5 separate regions of the Homo sapiens genome follow, and all the other regions are linked to region 5. The links are chromatin contacts, found by Hi-C or POLR2A ChIA-PET in ENCODE. All regions are on one chromosome and are shown on one strand. The core of a region is the stretch at or near the end of the contact, and the rest is flanking DNA. Distances in the headings are between cores, read along the strand shown. Region 1 holds the start of RAB21 (RAB21, member RAS oncogene family). Region 2 holds the start of TMEM19 (transmembrane protein 19). Region 3 holds the start of KICS2 (KICSTOR subunit 2). Region 4 holds the start of MIRLET7IHG (MIRLET7I host gene). Region 5 holds the start of CAND1 (cullin associated and neddylation dissociated 1).

What was found. A loop is a pair of places that touch in the nucleus more often than their neighbours do. ChIA-PET counts read pairs that join two places held with the same protein, here RNA polymerase II (POLR2A). Pooled maps may share reads with other maps.
Region 1: a pooled map shows a loop between it and region 5 (24-fold over the local background). The contact joins the promoter of RAB21 here to the promoter of CAND1 in region 5. A Hi-C loop is called at or near these places in 13 of 50 pooled maps.
Region 2: a loop to region 5 is called in a map of B cell, with 15 times the contacts of the local background. The contact joins the promoter of TMEM19 here to the promoter of CAND1 in region 5. A Hi-C loop is called at or near these places in 2 of 168 maps with a recorded cell type or tissue (B cell and naive thymus-derived CD4-positive, alpha-beta T cell) and 9 of 50 pooled maps. POLR2A ChIA-PET finds 5 or more read pairs at or near these places in 2 of 52 experiments (CD4-positive, alpha-beta memory T cell and activated CD4-positive, alpha-beta T cell).
Region 3: a loop to region 5 is called in a map of ascending aorta, with 15 times the contacts of the local background. The contact joins the promoter of KICS2 here to the promoter of CAND1 in region 5. A Hi-C loop is called at or near these places in 2 of 168 maps with a recorded cell type or tissue (ascending aorta and naive thymus-derived CD4-positive, alpha-beta T cell), 1 of 37 single-sample maps with no recorded cell type and 15 of 50 pooled maps.
Region 4: a map of B cell shows a loop between it and region 5 (24-fold over the local background). The contact joins the promoter of MIRLET7IHG here to the promoter of CAND1 in region 5. A Hi-C loop is called at or near these places in 2 of 168 maps with a recorded cell type or tissue (B cell and naive thymus-derived CD4-positive, alpha-beta T cell), 2 of 37 single-sample maps with no recorded cell type and 12 of 50 pooled maps. POLR2A ChIA-PET finds 5 or more read pairs at or near these places in 2 of 52 experiments (activated B cell and activated naive CD4-positive, alpha-beta T cell).

What each region holds. Positions count from the first base shown.
Region 1 is chr12:71,753,451-71,756,150 of GRCh38, forward strand. It overlaps RAB21 (RAB21, member RAS oncogene family), which reads left to right and starts at 1,413. Exons shown (of 7, transcript NM_014999.4): 1 at 1,413-1,838. The coding sequence starts at 1,680. RefSeq lists enhancers at 1,185-1,474, 2,115-2,304 and a silencer at 1,455-1,734.
Region 2 is chr12:71,684,702-71,687,401 of GRCh38, forward strand. TMEM19 (transmembrane protein 19) reads left to right here and starts at 1,381. Exons shown (of 6, transcript NM_018279.4): 1 at 1,381-2,109. The coding sequence starts at 1,980. LOC124902965 (a long non-coding RNA gene) reads right to left here and starts at 1,363. Exons shown (of 2, transcript XR_007063367.1): 1 at 1,221-1,363. RefSeq lists silencers at 1,653-1,722, 1,713-1,928.
Region 3 is chr12:64,220,997-64,223,696 of GRCh38, forward strand. It overlaps KICS2 (KICSTOR subunit 2), which reads right to left and starts at 1,300. Exons shown (of 3, transcript NM_152440.5): 1 at 1,007-1,300. The coding sequence starts at 1,241. LOC124902952 (a long non-coding RNA gene) reads left to right here and starts at 1,353. Exons shown (of 2, transcript XR_007063347.1): 1 at 1,353-1,547. RefSeq lists enhancers at 824-943, 1,014-1,073, 1,108-1,702, 1,184-1,273, 1,424-1,613 and 1 more.
Region 4 is chr12:62,601,323-62,604,022 of GRCh38, forward strand. MIRLET7IHG (MIRLET7I host gene) reads left to right here and starts at 1,421. Exons shown (of 2, transcript NR_186001.1): 1 at 1,421-1,513. It overlaps LINC01465 (long intergenic non-protein coding RNA 1465), which reads right to left and starts at 2,112. Exons shown (of 1, transcript NR_121682.1): 1 at 429-2,112. It overlaps MIRLET7I (microRNA let-7i), which reads left to right and starts at 2,364; the gene lies at 2,364-2,447. RefSeq lists enhancers at 715-1,238, 1,239-1,760, 1,275-1,384, 1,465-1,654, 1,761-2,282 and 1 more and silencers at 1,735-2,044, 2,135-2,434.
Region 5 is chr12:67,268,044-67,270,743 of GRCh38, forward strand. It overlaps CAND1 (cullin associated and neddylation dissociated 1), which reads left to right and starts at 1,315. Exons shown (of 15, transcript NM_018448.5): 1 at 1,315-1,742. The coding sequence starts at 1,675. RefSeq lists enhancers at 451-750, 891-1,150, 1,430-2,081.

The sequences.
Region 1 (2,700 bases), core at 163-2,662, 4.5 Mb after region 5:
GTTCAAGCGCTTCCCCTGCCTCAGTCTCCCGAGTAGCTGGGATTATAGGCTTGTGCCACCATGCCCAGCTAATTTTTTGTATTTTAGTAGAGATGGGGTTTCACCATGTTGGCCAGGATGGTCTCGATCTCCTGACCTTGTGATCCGCCCGCCTCGGCCTCCCAAAGTGCTGGGATTACAGGCATGAGCCACCACGCCCGGCCTCTTTTTTTTTTTTTAACCTGGTTTGAAGTGTGAAAGAAGTTTGATTTTTAAAAAAATGTTTACCTGACACCAGGTTTCCAGTAAATTTTCAGAAATATTAGTATGATTTCTTGGAGGAGTATGGTTTCTTGGAGGCAGGCCGGGCGTGGTGGCTCACACCTATAATCCCAGCACTTTGGGAGGCCGAGGCAGGTGGATCACTTGAGGTCAGAGTTCAAGACCAGCCTGGCCAACATGGTGAAACCCTGTCTCCACTAAAAATACAAAAAGTAGCGGGGCGCGGTGGTGGGCGCCTATGGTCCCAGCTTCTCGGGAGGCTGAGGCAGGAGAATCACTTGAACCAGGAGGCAGAGACTGCAGTGAGCTGAGATCACGCCACTGCACTCCAGTCTGGGCGACAGAGCGATACTCCATCTCAAAACTAACAATACAAACAAACAAAAAAGAATGGGGATGCAGATGAGAAAAAACAAGCAATCATCGAACAAGCCACCTCAAGGTGGAGTACCATGGAACGTCAGAGGCTTCATGAAAGTCAGAAAAACTGAAGAGCACTTGGGGTTAGGAATTCAAAGGTGGGCAGCTCTTATACAGACCTTGCCCTCAACAAACCTATAGTCTAATGAGAGTCGATAAACACTTAGCAAAGTATTAATAATATCCATGGAGTGTGTAAAGCCCTAGTAAAGGAGGTATACTGGTGGTAAGAAATACCTAATTTTGTGAGGTGGGGGAATGGAAGGATGGGGGAAGGATTGGGTGGTCAGGGACGCGGTTTAAGCTGAGACTTGAAAGATGATGGAGTAGTTGACCAGGCGGTCAGAGGAACTTGGAAGCGCTATGATTCGGGATCCCACAGAGAGAGATTCAAGGGCACCTTGGCAGATATGGTTTACAGTGACCTCTGGTGTGACAGATCATTAGCATTGTGAACATGCAAAAACGATGAAGTTCTGCCCTTCATTTCACCAGAGCTGGGCTCGCCTCAAATTCCTGGTTCCTTATTCCCGCTGGCTCCCACCAACTGAAAAGCAGAGGTGGCTCGCAAGCGGCGGGGCTCTGCCCTAGATTGCCAGTAGGCGCTCGACTCACATCCAGCTCCACCCCGGGAGATGCCCCAGAAGCCCCGCCCACGTCCAGGCACGTTCTTCTGGGGCTAGTCGCAGGGGCCGCCCCGGCACCGGCGCTCACGTGACCCGAGGTGTGACGTAGGAGGAAGGAGACGCCATTAGAGGGAGGCAGAGAGGGATCGTTCTTCGCTTTTCCTCCGGTGCCTGACGTGGTGGGCTGGGGCCCTTCATTCTCGGACTTTCCCTCAGCCCTTCCAGGCCTCGCCCGAGGAGGGCGTGGGGACAGCGCCCGGGTCGGCGGGGCCGGGGCGGTGGGGGCTGAGCCGGCCGTGGCTGTGAAGGCGCTGCCGCGGCTGTCGGGAGGGCGGCGCGACACTCGGGCTCGGGCGGCCGGGAAGCGACGGGATGGCTGCGGCCGGCGGCGGCGGCGGCGGGGCGGCGGCGGCGGGCCGAGCCTACTCGTTCAAGGTGGTGCTGCTGGGGGAAGGCTGCGTGGGGAAGACGTCGCTGGTGCTGCGCTACTGCGAGAACAAGTTTAACGACAAGCACATCACCACTCTGCAGGTGCGGACCTCGGGGAGCGGGAGGGGGCGCCTCAGGGCCCCTACCCCTCCGGGGCTGGGGAAACTTTGCCGCCCTGGTCCCCTGGATGTAGGCTGGCAAATCTCAGGCCTGTCATCTCCGCCTTCGGTTTACCTTTCCGAATTCGCCCTGGGGAATCACCAGGTCGGGGCAGCCTGTAGACGCGAGGACAGGCTGTTGGGAGGGAAGTGGAAGGGCCCTGAAAAGTCCCCAGTGTTCCCCGTGGTGGCTGCGCACGTTGTGGTCTCCGTCCGTGGGCTGTTTTTTCCCATTTACTGCAGTTCCTGGGTCCCAGGTGTCAGTGTTGCAGTCTCCAAATGTTAGCTCCTTTTCTTTCTTTCAGAATTAGGAACTTAGCTGCGTATTTGATTTTGCGAATTAGGTGATTTGTAACTTCAGCGCTTACTGATGACTAAGTGTTTATGCAAGTTCCATTTTGTCCTGAGTAACAGGAATGGCAAAAGAGCCATCTCTGGAGGTTTTTTGAAATGACCGCTTGCCTAGGCGTGTTACGCAGTTTCATTGCAGCCTGCGTGGGTCTGACTTGCGGGTCACTCATATTCTGCGAGGTCGATTGACCCACGCTGAAACATCAAGTGAATACTGGCCAACAATTGGTCCCCAGACTAAAAGCCGCTGCTGTTACTCAGTTTCTTTACCTGTAAAATAAAAGGTCGGCTTTCTTCCACAGGTACATTGGAAAGGTGTTAAAATGTTATCATTGATTGAGAGTGAAGCCAGGCCTTTGAGGGAGTTGTACTCACCCCACCTCTCCCAGAGAAATCAGTTTTGATGTTATTAGGAGAAATTTATCCTACTAATTTGACTTACCAATTTGGTCAAA
Region 2 (2,700 bases), core at 131-2,630, 4.4 Mb after region 5:
TAATATGCATTTTTTAGCCAGATCTAATAGTCATGAGAAAATCATCCCTGACATCCAGGGACTGACCTGACACAGCTACACCACAGTGTTGGGAGATAGCTTGACATTCACAACTAGGCTATGATTTTCCTATCGAACACCAACTAATCAGAGAGGGTCACTCTGTGACTGTGGTGAAGCAAGGCAAAAAAAAGAAAAAAAAAAAAAAGACCAGTTTATAATTTTGTCTAAGCAGAGACAAAAACAATGCGACTGTGCAAACCACAAAACATTAGCTTTCATTATTAATAATTTTACCCAGTAGTCTGGTAACATTGATACTGGCCAGTCAGCTTGGTGAAATAATCCAAACATTTACCTATGCAGAACAGACTAAGACAAAAATAAAGTAGGCACATAATACATTTCAGCATAAAGACCATATATGTATATTATCTAGTACAGGAAGCCCACTACTATTTAGTCCTACTTCACAGATTTGATTCTTAGTTAACTACTTAATTAGATGTCTTACCAAAGAAAATGACAAGCTGTCTTGGCATGTATTTTGAAATTTAAAATAATGTGAGCTTTTTTAAAGTAACTACTCTTGGGGCTTAAAACACAATTGCATACTGTGTCTGAAATGGATTTGGCTCCTCTTCTTACACTGTCAGCAATTAACTGAAAAAATTGATAAATATTATGTAATTATCAGTTAATTACTGTTAACCCAGGCAAACAAGTTAATTTCACATAAAACATGAAATCAGGCCGGGCGCTGTAGCTCACGCCATTAAACCCAGCACTTTGGGAGGCCGAGGTGGGTGGATCCCCTGAGGTCAAGAGTTCGAGACCAGCCGGGCCAACATGGCAAAACCCCGTCTCTACTAAAAATATAAAAATTAGCCGGGCGTGGTTGTGGCGCCTGTAATCCCAGCTACTCCGGAGGCTGGAGCAGGAGAATCGCTTAGAACCTGGGAGGCGGTGGTTGCAGTGAGCAGAGATCGTGCCACTGCACTCCAGCCTGGGCGGCAGAGAGAGACACTGTCTCGAAAAAAAAAAAAAGAAAAGAAAAGAAATCAGCCACGATTCAGATTTTTAATGCTAACAAGACGTTTTGCTTTCTAAATGCACACACCTTTAATATAAGGGGTGTGAGGACAGATATTTCCACAATCTAAGTGGTGTTATGACAATAATTACGAGAGCTCAGTAATAGAAACTATGTTTAACTTTACCTCGCTAGCAGCCAGGAGTCTAGCACATTATAGGTACTAAACAATGTTGTTTAGTACCTATAATGTGGTTTTGGAGAAGCAGTGCAAACGCAGCCGGCCAGGATGCCAGCAGTGCCTGCCCACGTGAGCTAGGCGACATCCCCCTAAGCGGCTGCGGCGCATGCCCACAGCGGGCGAGGCGCTAGAGGCGGGGGCGCCGGGAGGCGCGGGCTTTGCTCCTGGGGTCTCGGCCTTGGCCGGCTGGACCTGACCCTAGGGCGGCTTGCGCAGCTGTCGGGACGTGACTGCGTTCAGCCGCGTCGGGCGTGCTTCCCAGACTTGCCCAAGTTCGGGTGCCCTAGCTGCCCCTTTGCAGCCGCTGGCCTACCCGGCCCGCGGGTGAGAAGGTTGCGACGGGAGGTGGGTGGAACTCGCCAGCGCCGGGACCGCGGATTGGCTGCCTCGGCTTTCTCTTTTCCCCGTGGGCTCCGGCGTGAGGCGCTGAAGCGGCCGGCAGCCGGCGACCGGCCCTCACCGTCCGCCGGGTTGCGCTCTGCTTTTGCGGTGAGGCGTTGACCACGCCCATATGAATTGGAGCTCTCCGCCAGTAGGAGTTTCCGGAAGGAGTTTGAATTTTTGTGATTTTTATGCTTGTTTGGTCGGTGGAATATGTTGGGATTTATGTTTGCCTCTGAACAAGTGTCTTGCTCACATCGTAAATGACTTTCTCTCCGAAACGCTAAATATTCTTTCCCGCAGGAGCTCATATCCTTATTTTCCATGACAGATCTTAACGACAATATATGCAAAAGATATATAAAGATGATAACTAATATAGTTATACTGAGCCTGATCATTTGCATTTCGTTAGCTTTCTGGATTATATCAATGACTGCAAGCACCTATTATGGTAAGTCTGAGTGTTCTAAGTTGTTTCTCTGTAATCTAGTCAGAGGAAATTAAAACCATACCATTGTGAAATCCAAAACTCATATCCTCTGAATGGTTATGAATGGTTGTGTTTACTTAACTTCCATAGCCTGATTTAACTTACTAACATGATAGTATAAACAATGCCTTTAATAAATGCTTGTTGTGATAATTCGAGTTATACCTATTTCTTTTTTTTTTTAATTTTTATTTTGTATAAGATAGGGGTCCCTCTGTGTTGCTAGGCTGGTCTCAAACCCCTAGGCTCAAGTGATCCTCCCACCTGTGTCTCCCAAAGTGCTGGCAATACAGGCCACCACTTCTGGACTAGTTACACCTATTTCAAAATGTCTTTATATTTTATGTAACTATTCCATCTGTCTTGGTAAAAGATAAGTGAGGCGAATATAGCTTTGTAAAGCAATTACAGTGATGCTTTTAATTTTGAATAAGAATATTAGTAATGGGCCAGGCGCGGTGGCTCACGCCTGTTATCCCAGCACTTTGGGAGGCCGAGGCGGGCAAATAACCTGAGGTCGGGAGTTCAAGACCAGCCTGGCCAACACGGTGA
Region 3 (2,700 bases), core at 50-2,549, 3.0 Mb before region 5:
CAGCAATTACGAACTCAGGAAGCCCTGTCTCTTGAGTGTTTACTGAAAGCTCAATAAGATGTACATGGTCACCTTCAGGCAATATAAGGAAAGTAGGGGGCTGGTTAGGGAACGGGGGGGGGTGGATCAAAATGAAATCTACACCAATTTTACATTTCTATTCTCTGTATTTTATATACGTGTCCTTCATTCACATCAGACCTCACGCTTCTGAAAATTGAAGAGTCTAAAACAGGTCAAAGTACTGACTCTGAAACCCCTAGGATTCAAATATATTTATTTGTCATAATTAAGCAGTAATATTATTTTGTATGCATATTCCATGCCTTTTACATCTATTATTTCCTTCTCATCTACTTATACTTATTGCTTCTACTAGTAAAAATCAGTTGAATCAGCTCTTGAATCTTATTTCAGAGGCAAGATGTACATGAAGTGCTAAGAGTGTTTACCATTTTCCCCTTAAGTCTCTTCTTGCTAGTGTTAGGCATATTTCTTGCCTTTCCTGCCCAATATTCATTTATTACTTTAGTCATTAAATATGTATTGGGGGACTATGAAGACGGGGTAGGACTCTAAATGTGACTCTCGGGCCTTAACCTTAAGAGGCCACACAACAGTGTTCAGTAATAGAACTAGGTTGTTTTGCAAAGTTTTGCTCTTCTGGCTGCAGCGTCACTAATTAAAACAATGAAGACATAGTTTGGTTAACTTCTCATTTATGGCATCAATCCATGCACGAGGCAAAAGGGCAAACCCTTCGGTTTGGGTCACAGCCCTGCAAAGAGCATCTACCCAGTTCGCCAATCTATCAGCAGCGCAGGCCGGTGGGCGGGGCTTGTGGAAGCCCAGGGAAGGAAAGGAACGGTGGGAGGAGATCTGGGAATGCCGAGTCGAGCCTGCGACTAGAAGTGACACAGAGACGGGAAACCCAAGCCACTGCCGACTGGGGAATATACCCCCTTTACTTCCTCCTCAAGGGGCTCGGGGGGCGGGGCGGAGGTACCTAGTTTCTGCCCCAGGTAGGTGAGGCTGTGATAGACCTTCTCGGCCGCGGCCAGGTGCGCCAAGGCCGCCAGCAGCGACAGCCAGCTGCCCCCCGCGCTCTTGTTGGCCTCTCGTTCCTTCTCCACATTGTCCTTAGCCTTGTCGTAAGAGAAGATACCCAGGTGAGAGAAGAACGTCTCCAGCACCGCCTGTTCCACCGGGACCGGGGCGGCCAGCGGGATAGACTCCCCCATGCGAGCTGCGCCCCAGCTCGACCCACGTGGCTCTCCTCGGCCTCGCACTTCCGGGTTCTGAGGGAACGGGCTTGCGCACAAGCGTGCGTGCGCGTGACCGCCTCCACCGGCGGACTCGTGAGCGCGCCGCTGCCGGGACCGCTCCTGGGCCTTAGAGAAGACGCGGATAAGGGCCAAGGAAAGAGGGAGGTAGCGGTTGCTGAGCTCCTTCGGCGCTTCGGCTCCTGTAGCTCTGACTATTCGGACCGTCAAGGTAGAATAGGAGGCGGCCAGTTCCCCGCTCTAAGAAGTTGCCTGCGCTCTGAGGTGAGCTGACAGGCCCCTCTCTGTGTGGTTCGTCAGCGCTGGTGACGTCATGCAAACGTGACGTCAGCCCTGGCCAGAACATCTGGCCTGGGCTCTCCAGGCACCTCGCTGGGCCGGCTGGGAGATGGGGAAGTGCCTGGAGTTGTGCCCACACTCACAGCAGGGACCCTAGTCAGCCCTGACACCTTCTACACCAACTCATGGAAGTGATTTGCTGAGATTAGAAGACTGACGGGTAAAGGTTGATCTCCTTCCCATTGCCTAGTTTTCATCACATCACACACCACCGGTTAACTCTCACCTGTATCCCGTTCTAGTTCTCCCGGGTCTGTGTTAGCCCTGCAACTAATAAGTAGAGCCCCTGGCCCAAACTGCATTAACCTTCCTTAAAAAGTTATCTTTTTTTTTTCTTTTTTTTTGAGACGGAGTCTCGCTCTGTCGCCCAGACTGGAGTGCAGTGGTGAGATCTCGGCCCACTGCAGCCTCCACCTCCCGAGTTCAAACGATTTTCCTGCCTCAACCTCCCTAGTAGCTGGGATTACAGGCCAGCGCCACCACACCTGGCTAATTTTCGTATTTTTAATAGAAACAGGGTTTCACCATGTTAGCCAGGCTGGTCTCAAACTCCTGGCTCAAGCAATCTTCCCACCTCAGCCTCCCAAAGTTTTGGGATTACAGGTGTGAGCCACCACCCCTGGCCAGAATGAAGAATACATTAATGTAAATTGTGCACGTTGTCATTTAGAATAATTACAAGTTCCTTTGGCATTTAAGAAACCCCATGAACCCGGCTCATACTTGTATGTCCACTACTTTGAAACACTACCCACTACTCAATAGTTTTTTCCTTTCTTCTTTGTGCATACTTATTTTATGCTTCTTAGTCACACTATTTAATCGCATATATTTACATATCTCTTTCCCCAAGTGGTGAGATCCCTAGGGTACAGTAGGGTTCACTTACAGTTATAATCTTTTCATATTGGACGGCGCAGCCATGTTTGTTGAACAAATGAGAGAATTGCCTATTTTCGTTTTTTCTCAAACTAGAGCTGTTCTGCCATCATCACTACCTTTTAAAGGAAATCCCACTAATCTAATTTTAATGAATAGGTATTGTGCACCTGTTCCCTATACTCAAGAATGTAATTGG
Region 4 (2,700 bases), core at 171-2,670, 4.7 Mb before region 5:
AAAATCTGTGCCATTATGGCAAAGGACATTTGCTTTGGTACAGAATAATCTGATCCACTGCGCAGTCAATGAGCAGTGAGGGTTGATTCCCATGGCAGTCCAATCTTTGCTTATCAAGGAAGGATGGTGTGAAGTTTCTACAGACTTTCTGGTAAGTGATTGATAGATGAGTTTATGGTGTGATTGAGTTTTTGCTTTGAGTTTATGCTTAGTGATTGATAGGTGAGTTTATGCTTTGTCAGGTAAAGCATTTAACTGCAAATGTATTATGTTTACACAAATATTCTTAATTGGAAATAGTTTCTGAATATGCACCTAAAAATGTTCTTATGAAATATGTCAGGCAGGCTGATTTTTAACTTGAAAACTTCTACTTTAAGAAATTGTTTGGGTCCCATCGCCTATACCATGTAGAATAGAAACAAAAAGCCAGTTATTTAATTTTTAATTTGCAATTAAACTCTTGGCCAAGAGGATCTGTTGTCCAAAATTACATCGTGATAGCTTAAGAAAAAAAAAATCTTACTTTGCCAGAAAGGGAATTATACAAGGATATCTTTATGAGTTGCTGCCAAATTTTGTTCTAGACCACGGCCCTCTGGCCTCCATGAAGGATCAAAGTCTGGGCAAAGACAATTCTAAGTTGTAGGTAAACATGCTTTTCATTTCCCTCCATTCCTTACTTTTGTCATAAGCAGTCTGGATTTTCAGGGGTAAAGGCTGATAGGGTTGCCAGATACAGTCATTAAAAATTGAGAATGTGCAGTTAAATTGGAATATCAGATAAACAATTTTAAAAATATATGTAACACACATATGCCAAAACACTGGTTATCTGAAATTCCAATTTAACTGGGCGTCCTGTATTTTATCTGACAAGCCCTAACTACTTCTTTAAAATAATTTGTTAACTTCCTACAAAAAATCTCTAAATGGGAGGAAAAAAAAAATCCCGTAAGTTGTCTGGGCCAAAAGCAGAAGTGGCTCCATGGCAGTCAGCCTTCTCCCTAACTTGGCTTAAAAAGAAAAAGCCAAAACCAGAAGTCCCAAAAGCTTGCGTTTAAAGCGGGCTGTGCCGCAGCTTTCCCGCCTGTTTTCTGCGGAATGTAGCACGGCAGCCACCCCGCGTGGGTGGGGCTCGTATGGTTGTGTCCTTGCTGGTTGGGAAAGGAGGTGCCGGAAACTTCAAACCACGGCCAGGGTACAACGTGTCCGCTTAGGCGGCGATATGCGCCGCCATCTTCTTTGCGGGCAAAGGCCGAAAAAAGTTTGGGACTCCACTCCCCCCCGCTGAGCCGATGGAGGGCATCGCCCGCTGCCTCAGCACTCTGGTGACGTGGAATCGGGGTCCCCTCTTTCAGGGCTGATTTCTGGTAGCACGCTGACGCCTGCCAAGGCAGGGAAAGGGGACGCCGCCTCTGTCCCGGATGTAAGATGGCGGCGCGGGGGGCGGCCTGGCGGGGCGGTCACGTGGTGAGGAGTAGCGCGCGAGCCTCCTTAAGTGATCTCTAAGGTTCGTCCGGACGCACAGGAGCAGCGGAGCGCGAGACGGGTCTTGTGTCCGCACGCGTCGAGTCGTCGCAGTCGCCACCCGGGCCATCGCCGGGCCCGGTTTCACTGTTAAGGGGTTTTCGTTTGTTCCGTTTTCGCCTCCTGTAGAGCTGAACGGGAATTCCCCGAAGGGTGCTGGGGAACGGGTGGCCTGGGGACTTCCCGGCTATGCCTTGGCTGCTGTTTGGCGGAGCCGGCGGCAGCCTCTGCGGGATGCCCGCCGGCGATTATCGGCGCCGAGAGCGGGCCGGCGGCGGGTTCGACAGCGCGGCGCGGGTGGGGGCCCGGGTACCGGACTCGGCCGCAGCCCAGCCCCCACCGGGGACTCGGAGCAGGGAGGGGCGCGAGCGGCGCAGCTCGGGACGTGGCGGCAGCTCCTAGCGGGCGAAGCGCGGGAGCGCTGCTCGCTGCCTCTCGGGGGCAGTCCAGAACCAGTTGGTGTCTGACTGCGCTTTTGCCGCCCATTTCCTGCTTTCGAGCGGCTGAGGCGACGCGCTCCCCTCGGGCAGTGGAGGGAGCGGCTCTCTCCGCAGGACACCGCCGCTTTTCTCTCTTCAGAGCGGTGGCTGACGTACAGAACGCCGGCTGTATCACCCGGGCGCCGGCGCCGCCTCTCATCCCCGTAGCTCTCGGGGCGCGCCGGGAGTAGCCGAGCCGCTGGGTGCTGGGCGGGGTCTCCGGGCGCGGCGCGGGGGGAAGGCAAAGGAAAAGAAGGGGCGGCGGGCCGACGTCGGCGGCGAGGAAGGACGGAGGAGCGCCGGAGCCGCTTTGCTGCCCTCCGCGTGGTCCCGTGCCTCCCCGACACCATGGCCCTGGCTGAGGTAGTAGTTTGTGCTGTTGGTCGGGTTGTGACATTGCCCGCTGTGGAGATAACTGCGCAAGCTACTGCCTTGCTAGTGCTGGTGATGCTCAGCGCCGCGGAGGACAATGGCTGGGAATCCCCTTTGTTTTCCGGGGCGCTGCCTGGGGACAGCCCGCGAAGCCTCGGCGCCCGGCCGGCGCGGCCACCACGGAAACCGTTAGTTTCACATTTTCCTAGAAGGAATTGAGGGGAGTGGGGTGGACCGCGATGCATTTTAAAGGTTGGGAAAGAGCTAAGCCATTGGATTCCTTTTCTTGAAGGAAGGAGTGGAATTGTGTAAGATAATT
Region 5 (2,700 bases), core at 65-2,564:
AATAGTTGATGAATACAGAAAACAATGGTAAAGGTCAGGTAGATTTGATCGGATTTGAGTTATGTGTTAGTAGAGAGCTATTTAAAGGTTTGTTGTTGTTTTTAACAGGAGTATCAAGTGAGATTGATTTTTCATCTCTTCACCAGGCTCTCTGTTCTTTTAGAAAGGCCTGTCAGCTAGCTCCATCCCTAACACTTTCAGGGATGTTGACCCCTAGCTGGCAAAACTTGTGTTTAAAATCCCAAATATTAAGCAGATGAAAAACTTGGATACTAAATACTTTCATAACTCATCTCCACGAATTTGTACGTCTGAGGGAGCAATACACAGCTGCAGGTCCATCAAGGCCACAAAAGCTAACTACAGAGATAGTCTTTTAGCTATTTTGAAATCAGTAGGGCCTGACTACAGCCATCTGTCGCATACCCATTACTCTTACTAAGGTCCTGCTGGCGTCAGAGAGGTGGTTCTACGATGCACGGTAGGAGTGTGTCTGGCCAGAGAAGTGGGGAGGCTCAGCTGCCTTGGGAGGTGCAAGTAGTAGCGCTAGGAAGCTGCTGCTAGGCCTCTGGCAAGAACACCAACTGATCCGCAATGCGCCTGGCCAAACTGCAGCAGCCTGCTCTGCAAATACTGCATAACAGAAAAAGCCTGTATTGGAGAATATAAGAATCCGCGGCAGAAACGGAGTGCGCGACGATTCTAAGGTTTTTACCCAGCACGGCTCCCCCATCAGACTGCAAATCCCAGCATTCACTCCTTCCACGGGAGCCAATGAGGAAGCTACTAGTTCCCGCAGCCAATCACATTCTGAGCCAGTGTATCACCCGACTGAATTCTGGGATTTGTGGTTTTTACGTGGCAACATTACACCACGGTGGCTACGGCAATGCAGGCCACGCGTCTGATCCCAAACGACACCTCCCTGTTATAAATTCTTATGTTGGTTCCGCAAGCTAACTCCTTAACTGTCGTTACTCCCAGGCTTCCTCCTTCTCAAAGCTCGTAATCTTTTTCTCTTAATGTCATTAAACAATCAAGTTATTTTCAGATTAAGGCCCACTTGCTCCACTCGTCCCCTGTCCCTTAACCGTCGCTTTAGAGTCTCGCGAGAACAGCCCCTTTTTTTTGTGTTGTCATGCCTCCAAAAGGCGGGTCACATGAAAACTGACACAGGCTTCAGCCAACCGAATTGTTTTTTAACTCTCTTCTCCACAGCGTGCGTGGGGAGGCCTCCGTGAACTCTGACCTTAGCTTTCCGTAGCGCCCGCGTCTGCCGCCCCCGCCCCCGGAGCGAAGGAGGCGGGCTTTGGCCTTTTGCCCTAGGGAGCGAGTGCGGAGCGAGTGGGAGCGAGACGGCCCTGAGTGGAAGTGTCTGGCTCCCCGTAGAGGCCCTTCTGTACGCCCCGCCGCCCATGAGCTCGTTCTCACGCGAACAGCGCCGTCGTTAGGCTGGCTCTGTAGCCTCGGCTTACCCCGGGACAGGCCCACGCCTCGCCAGGGAGGGGGCAGCCCGTCGAGGCGCCTCCCTAGTCAGCGTCGGCGTCGCGCTGCGACCCTGGAAGCGGGAGCCGCCGCGAGCGAGAGGAGGAGCTCCAGTGGCGGCGGCGGCGGCGGCAGCGGCAGCGGGCAGCAGCTCCAGCAGCGCCAGCAGGCGGGATCGAGGCCGTCAACATGGCGAGCGCCTCGTACCACATTTCCAATTTGCTGGAAAAAATGACATCCAGCGACAAGGACTTTAGGTGAGGCCGAGATCCGACCCTCACCCCACCTCGGGGTTCTCGCAGCCGCGGCCCTGGCCGTCACGCAGGCCTTGCCCCACCCCTTCGGCCGTAGCCGGTAGCTTCTCTGCCCCGAAGTCTCCAGCCCACCGGTCCGCTGGCCTCCCGATCCCTGCGGAGCCCCTTTCCTCTCCCCTCTTGCAACCCCCTCCCCCCATTCTTTCTCCTAGGCAGTTGCCCGCCGCGGTCTCTAGGCCCCGTTTGCTTGTCTCAGCGCCCCCACATCCTTCCCTGCCCCACCAGGAGGCGATTCTTGCGTCTCAGGTAGCGCGAAGGGGCTAAACCACCCACCATTGTGGAGAAGGGAGTTGCTCTAGGCCGGGAGACCGGGCGCCGGGCCTATTCGCTTGCCATCCTGCGGCGCTAGGCCGCCTTGCTCGCTGGGGCCCAAGCTGCTGCCCACTCGGGGACCCGGCAGCCTCCTCTCTGCCCGCAGGTGCGCGTGGGCCTTGCTGCATTCAGGTGGAATGATGAACTTTTGCGCTCTTGGCTGATACATAGTTCTTTTGTGGATTATTAATTTTCGTGAAGGTGGGAAGAAGGGGGAGGGGAGCCAGGATGGAGGAAACTTCGCTCATAGGGTTTTCCCGCCAGCATCACTGTCAGTTCCTCTTGTCAGGTAAAACCAACTTAGGAACTCGGGGTTTCAGTCTCATGTCCTCATATCCAAAATCACTGCCAAAGGGGTGGATTGCTGGATCTTAATCATAGCAGACGGATCTTCAAAAGGAAGAGATGTTTAATACGGACCTGGTGAATATGAAGCTTTATTACAGCAGTTCTGTTCAGGAGATCGGTACTGTTGGTTCCAAAGTGTTGTAATATGCATAGTGAAGATTTGTTATATTTTTACAGGTTATCTTTGTTTTTATTTTTCCTTGCACGCTTCGGTGATTGTTGCATTCTTTCCCGCCTCCCA